Regions from separate parts of the Homo sapiens genome. Here region 1 is linked to region 2. The links are chromatin contacts, found by Hi-C or POLR2A ChIA-PET in ENCODE. All regions are on one chromosome and are shown on one strand. The core of a region is the stretch at or near the end of the contact, and the rest is flanking DNA. Distances in the headings are between cores, read along the strand shown. Region 1 holds the start of CCDC149 (coiled-coil domain containing 149). Region 2 overlaps CCDC149 (coiled-coil domain containing 149).

Region 1 (3,519 bases), core at 110-2,609, 55 kb before region 2:
TTTTTTTTTTTTTTTCTGGTAACACATGTACAAACGTTGCTTTGGTCAAAGCAAGTTACATGACTGAGCACAGAGTGAAAGAGACAGTGGCAGGGCAAGGGACAAAGAAGGGGAATGATTGCTGCCATTTTGCAAACAGTCTATCATGTGCAAAACAAGGCCAAGAACAAACTTTCAAGGTGATACTTCATTCTTAGATTTCCAAGATGCTAGAGCCAGAAGTCCTAGTTGAGTCCCTGTTTCTCCACGTTTCAGGCCTCAGTTTCCCCATCTAATAAATGAGGATAACATCCATTTCACAGGGTTGATCCAGGATCAACAGGGGCTAAAAATTATAAATAAATGTTGGTAATGATGCTTCCACAACTGTACAATGGGTTCACAACTTCTCAACCTACTTGCTCATCTCCACACACAGCGTTTCTGCGAGTACAGAGGGCTCACTATTGATAGTGGTCCAAGAGGGGATTTTAGGTGTCACAGGAACAGCACCTTGAATACGATTGACTTATGTGTGTGATTCACCTTCCCTCTGTCATTCTCTTTCAGTCTTTCCTCTTAGGAGAAGTCTCAGCTTAATGCCAATGCCTTCCCCTTTTGCTAATTATTTTATTTTTTGTAAAGAGGGGGTGTGTCACTTTGTGGCCGAGGCTGCTCTTGAACTCCTGTCCTCAAGGGATCCTCCTGCCTCAGCCTCCCAAGGTGCTGGGATTACAGGCATGAGCCATGGAATGCCACCAGTGCCAATTTGTCTTTGACACCTCTCTCAACCCATGCTAACCATCTCCCTCAGAGTTTTTGGCCCTATTTAGAATTGAATAATGCTTTATTTTCAATTTTTACATTTGCTTTCTATTAATGACAAATGATACGTTAAAAAATATATAAGCAAGCACTAATAGTTTAAAAAACAATGCTAAGTATATAATAAAACGTGGTTCATTCATTCTTGCGTTCAACAAATATTCGTCCAATAAATATATGTAGAGCATCTCCTATGGGCCAGGATCTTGCCAAAGGCACATCTGCGAACCAAGGAAACCCCTGCCCTCGGGGAGCTTGCATTCTAGGCGTGGGAGTCGTGATGGTGGTCGGAGAAGGACTGGATTTGGGGATTTGCTTCTTGCGGGGGACACAGGCCTGCCCGTGGGGCCCGCCTCCCGCGCGGAGAGCGCTGAGGGGTCCGGAGTGACCTGTAGGCTGAGACCCTGGCTTCCCCTTGCCTAGAGGCCGGGCAGGAGGCGCGGAGCCCGAGGTCGCGGGGCTGAGGGCGCGGGGCGGGCCCGGCGGGGCTCGGCTGCGGCCCGGGCTGTGTCTGCGGCCCCGGCGGCCGCGCCCCTCCTCCCTTTCCCTCCGGCGGAGGCTGACGTGGAGTCAACAGCGCTGGCGGCCGCGAGAGGCGGCGGCGCAGCGGCTCGGAGGCGCCGGGCCCTCTCGGGGCCGCGCGGGGCCCGGGCGGCGGCGGCGACGCGACGTCGCGAGGAGGAGGAGGCGGCGGGGGTCCAGGAGGCCGGCCAGCGCATGGAGGAGGAGGCCATGAACGGCGACCGGACTGAGAGCGACTGGCAGGGGCTGGTGAGCGAGGTGAGGCCGCGGCGCCGGCCAGGCGGGATGGGCCGGGCCGAGCGGCCGCCAGCCCCGGGCCCGCGCCCCCAGAGAGGCCGAGCTGGGAGGGACGAGAGGGGGGCGCGCACTCCAAGTGGCCGCGGCTGCCGCACCCGCGCGACCCCGCCAGGTGCGCCGCTCCTCCTGCACTTTCGGGTCTGCGCGGGCGCCACTTTCTTCCGCGCCATCTGGTGTCAGCCTTTGGGGAGGGGCCTTCCCCCCAAGGCAGGGGTTGGCCCTGGATTGGAGGCTGAAGCCCTGGGATCCGGGAGCAGAAGGTGCCAAGCCCCACCTGCCTGCCCGCTCGCCACTGTTGTGGAGCCAAACAATTGGACGCCTGGGACTGAAACGGGAAGGTGGTGCCATGGGGGAGAATCCGAGCCCTGGGGTGGAACCTGGGCCAGGTGGAATTACCTGCGGCGGTGGTTCGAGTTGGGGGAGTTCGGGGGTCCGCTGCAGCCGTTCACTCATTCACTTGCTCAATTCAATCAACACGTGTTTACTGCAGGCCTACCATGTGTAAGGTGGGGAGGGGCATTTATCGAAAAAGTGAAACACAGGTGCAGAAGTGATTCGATTTGTGGAAGCACAGAACACCGTGTCCCCCTGCCCTGCGACTCTTTTGTCATAAACATACCCTGGGGGTCCACTTTCAGGATCCTATGCTGTTTGCTCTTCAGTTCCCCCTAAGAGTTTGCCGGCCTGCCGGGAGAAGCTGCCGGCCTCTCCAGGTGAGAGGGAATGCGGATTTCTCCCTCTCACCTGGAGGCAACCAGGTAAGTTGCCCTGGTTTGCCACCATTTGTGGGGGCAATTCCTGGTGTTACTTACCCATGCCGGGGAATTTCTCCCTTCTGAGAACCAAGCTCCAGCCAAGGCCAACTTGGGGCTTCCTTTTCTTTAATCCTGTGCACACAATGCAGAGTGTATCGGTTTGCTCTTTTCCTTTCCTTGTGGGTTATGGGAAGGGAAACCCTCTACTCCCTCACTCCTTTCATCGTTTTCTGGGTCTCCAGGTCAGTCTGATAATAGTGCTTCATGCCCAGTGTGTGCAGAGCGTTGTGTTTCTGAAGAGGAATGACATGCGGTAGCTCCTGCCCTAGTTTAGTTTGCTCAGCATTGGTCTAGTAGTTGAAAGCTCTCCTAACTGTCTGGTGTTATGATCCATTGTATTGCAGCCTGGCTCCATCTTCTCAAACTGTCAGGCTTTATGTTAAGGGGCAGATCCTCTGGGGACCTTGTTTCTGGTCCCATCAAGAATCATACTTAGTAGTCAAGGAGGCTGGAGGTAGTTCTCCTTAGAAGTCCAGTGTTAGGCCCTTAAATAGCAGCAGAATCTTCACTACTCCAACAATTGCATATCAGGTGCCTGTTAGGAGTCAGTACATTGTGAGGTGCTTGGGATTCAGTGGTGAATAAGACAAAGAACTCCCCTACCCTCAAAGAACTCCTGGGGGTTTCATGATATAGTCTGGGAGGAAGGTCATACCGTAGACAGTGAGAGTGAACTAAAGGATGGAAAGGCTTCAAGTGCTAAATGGCATGGGGTGCCCCTCAGTTGGCTGGGCTTAACCTTCACCTTGCCCTGACCACATTATTGTAACAATAGGCTTCCTCACTAGGCCGTGTGCTTTGTTTGGTTCTTTATTCCAGGGCCTATACACAGAGCTCTGTATGCAGCAGGTGCTCGAAAAATGCTTGTTGAATAAGTCAGTGAATCCTGAAGTAGGTCCTTCAGGAGTTTTCCTGCCCATCCCAGCAGAGTTTCTCCAGAGTAATACCTCCTTAACTTCACAAACATGAGGTGGGCACGTAGCCAGGGGCCATGGGGGAGGTGAAAATGGGTCTAACTTACTTCCCACCTTAATAATAACTAATGACTATTTTTTGAGTGCATCCTTCATATTAAGCATTT
Region 2 (3,280 bases), core at 222-2,721:
AGTCTTTAGGGTTTTCTAGGTATATGATCATATCATCAGCAAACAGCAACAGTTTGACTTCCTCCTTACTGATTTGGATGCCTTTTATTTCTTTCTCTTGTCTGATTGCTCTTGCTAGGACTTCCAGTACTATGTTAAATAGAAGTGGTGAAAGTGAGTATCTTTGTCTTGTTCCAGTTCTCAGGGGGAATGCTTTCAACTTTTCCCTGTTCAGCATAATGTTGGCTGTGGGTTTGTTATAGATAGCTTTTATTACCTTAAGGTATGTCCCTTCCATGCAGATTTTGCTGAGGGTTTTAATCATAAAGGGATGCTCAAGGGGGTTACATTCTGATAAACCCATCATAAATTGAAAACATTAAAAGTTGAAAATGCGTTTAGTACATCCACCCTACATCATAGCTTAGCTTAGCCTAGCCTACCTCAAATATGCTCAGAACACTTATATTAGTGTACGGTTGGGCAAAATCATCTAATATAAGACCTATTTTATAAAGTGTAATTTATTCCATACCGTACTGAAACCAAAAAACAGAATGGCTATGTACTCAAACTACAGTTTCTACTGTATGCCTATCTTTTTCACACCATTGTAAAGTTGAAAGATCATAAGTTGAAGCATCATTAAATCAGGGACTGTCCGTATTTTAAAATCTCCCATTGGTTCTTATAAGTTTAAAAAACATGTCACATCTGTAGTGTAAACCATTCTGACATATTTTGCGGCATTTGTAGGGGAATTGGAACGGTGATAGAGGCAAGAGCTAGAGTTCAGAGTGCAGCAGGGCTTAAAGAAATGCTGCAAGATAGCTGCCCTCTCCCATGTGGCTAACCTACCTCGGTGAGGATTCCTGCAAACAGTTGGGAAGAGGTTGGGGGTGAGATCCGACAGCTCTATCAATTTCCTGGTCTTTGCCTTCACAACAGCTGTCAGTATTTGTAGTCATCATCCCTGTCCAGAGAGAATTTCCAGGGCCTCCCAGTTCCCACACCCAGGGCTGGCTTTGGTGAATTGCTTCTGCAGGCATCATTTATAATTGGGGATTGAGTTGTTCCTTGACAAAGGAAGGTGTTTCAGAATGGAAAGCTGTCATATCCTTTCGGCCTTGAATCTCTCCGCTATGTTTTCATCAAATCTCTCTTCCCTCCCTTTCCCATCACAATTTTAATAAACTCCTAGCTAGAAAGAGTGACTTAAATATATGGATTCTACACGTATCCCACTATATTCAACATTCCACTATTATCAGAGCAAAAATGTCAACCTTTAATGTTGGCTCTCGCTTGATCTGAATATTTAAAAGAGGCTTCTTTTTAAACCGTTTTATGTTTTGCTATTTATGCTGCCTCTTGCCCCAAGAGATTTAGAGGAAAGAATCTCTTGGTTTTGTTTTCCTTCCCTGTGAAACCCAGTCTTAGGCAGGCTGCCACTTTTCCCTGACATTTCCTTTACATAGTGCTGTTATTCTAAACTGATGGTCACAGAGTCCTTCTCAGTAACAGTTAGACAAAGTGCTCTGCATAGCTGATAAATTATAAGCAGGCACCGTGTGTTAGCTTGATGGATTGTTATAGTGAATGTGTGTGAGTCATGGGTGTTATTTTTGGTCAAAAGAATCCTGTGAACTTTTCTCCTCTATTTTGAGCACTTTGAAATGTACTACTTTCTTTTTTTTTTGCTGTTCTTTAAGGTGTATGTCAAGGAATTAGGCACCATATCAGAATAGTCATTTTCTAGTTTTCAAAGTTATTGTTTTGGAGTTGAGGAGGTGGAGGGACTGAATAGAAAAGAATTGTATGTTGACAAGGAATCTAGCCTGTTAAAGGTAAAAGAAAATTACAGTCACCTGCTTTGAAGCAGTGGTGCCACCCCCACCCCACTGTACTCCAGGGGCCAAGTTTAAAGCTGGGGTAGATTTACAGTGAACTCACTTGGAGGATTGCGATTTTAATAAACCACTGTTTTGCAGCTAATGTAGAAATGCTGGCTCTTAGTAGATTTCTTTTCAGCCAGGCTCCAGAGTAAATAATTTTCAATAATCACATCACTAGGTCTCTAAATAACTGTTTCCTAAAGCAGCCCTGCCCTCCGTCCTGGCCATCACTGGAATTATTGACTGATTTTTATAAAGTGTCTTCTTTACTCTAGTTTCCATATCCCTAGGAAAACCATTTGAGCTCAGTGCTTTTTAAAGTGAGGCCCAAGGACCAGGGCCAGGCTGCAACCTAATTGTTTCTGGTCCATGACAAGATACATACAGAAATTGAGAGTAAGTGTTCAGAAACTTTTATAGCAATTTGACAGCATGGTTTTATGTCTGTTGAATCTAATGATACACACTTGGGGTTTTATCTTCTTGTCTTCTTAAATTTATTTGCCTAGTAACTCATTTTTATTAGATTTTACAAAAGTATTGATCTAGTATGGATTGAGAAAAGAGAACTCTTTTCCCACCAACAGATTGAGTTGTACTGGTTTACCCATACAGTAGCTACCAATGTAGCCACTGCAGTTACATTGGTCAGTGAATGTCAGGGTCTTCCTGCCCACCAGAGACTAAGGAAATATTGATTTAAAAAGGGAAGCTTAGGGAGGTTGGAGATTTTTTTCCCTTGTCTTTTTTTACGTTTTCATTGTTGCCCTTACAGACATTTCTTTGGACCTCTCTTCCGCTAAATGAAGGTTTAGGTGAATTTTGCTGCATCTTCTCCAGATGGGGATGCTGAGATTCACCTGAATGTGCAGTTGGCAGCCAGCTCCCAGACCGAGCAAGCGCTGGGCTGCTCCTCCCGCTGCTCCCCAGGGACAGTCACTGCTGCCCAATGGCCTGGCCCTCCATCTGGTAGGGAGGGATTATGTTTGCTGCCAGGGAAAAGGATCAATGAGCTAATGTCTGGGGAATGTTCTGGAGTTCCGTGGAGGAAAGGCAGAGGCCGCCCACATGTGACACCTTGAGCTAAGGAAGGAGAGCTGTGGATGGAGAGGGGGAACCAGGAAACGAAAATCAAGAATTGAGTCATCTCTCGACTTCGCTGTAGTCCTTGTGGTCAGCCTGCTCTTGTGGCCTTGAGCTGCGCTTTCAAATGGAAGTTTTGAGATGTGATGGGGTGAGGGAGAGAGGGAAGCCTGTTTGCCTTTTCCCCTGTCTGGGACTTTTTCTCCAAGATATCTACAAGGCTCTCTCTCTCCTTTTTCAAGTCTTGATGTAAATGTGGCCTTCTCAGTGAAACCTTCTGCGGCCCTTTCTTCCAACACATTCTATTCCCTTTGCCTGCTTTA

The links. Hi-C counts contacts between places; a loop is a spot of excess contacts on that map. ChIA-PET counts read pairs that join two places held with the same protein, here RNA polymerase II (POLR2A). Pooled maps may share reads with other maps.
Region 1: a map of prostate gland shows a loop between it and region 2 (5-fold over the local background). The contact joins the promoter of CCDC149 here to the enhancer-like site in region 2. A Hi-C loop is called at or near these places in 11 of 168 maps with a recorded cell type or tissue (Calu3, PC-3, PC-9 and 7 more) and 10 of 50 pooled maps. POLR2A ChIA-PET finds 5 or more read pairs at or near these places in 4 of 52 experiments (AG04450, H1, MCF 10A and 1 more).

Annotation. Positions count from the first base shown.
Region 1 is chr4:24,910,882-24,914,400 of GRCh38, reverse strand. CCDC149 (coiled-coil domain containing 149) reads left to right here and starts at 1,359. Exons shown (of 13, transcript NM_001395273.1): 1 at 1,359-1,584. The coding sequence starts at 1,537.
Region 2 is chr4:24,856,427-24,859,706 of GRCh38, reverse strand. All of the region lies in intron 3 of CCDC149 (coiled-coil domain containing 149), which reads left to right. Among named protein-coding and RNA genes, the nearest start is that of CCDC149, 55 kb to the left of the region's middle. RefSeq lists enhancers at 2,274-2,774, 2,775-3,275. Within about 2 kb of position 1,471, at least 2 of the 41 ENCODE cell types and tissues checked have a DNase peak (open chromatin) inside an H3K27ac peak, as active enhancers do; they include ascending aorta, where a contact is called at or near this core.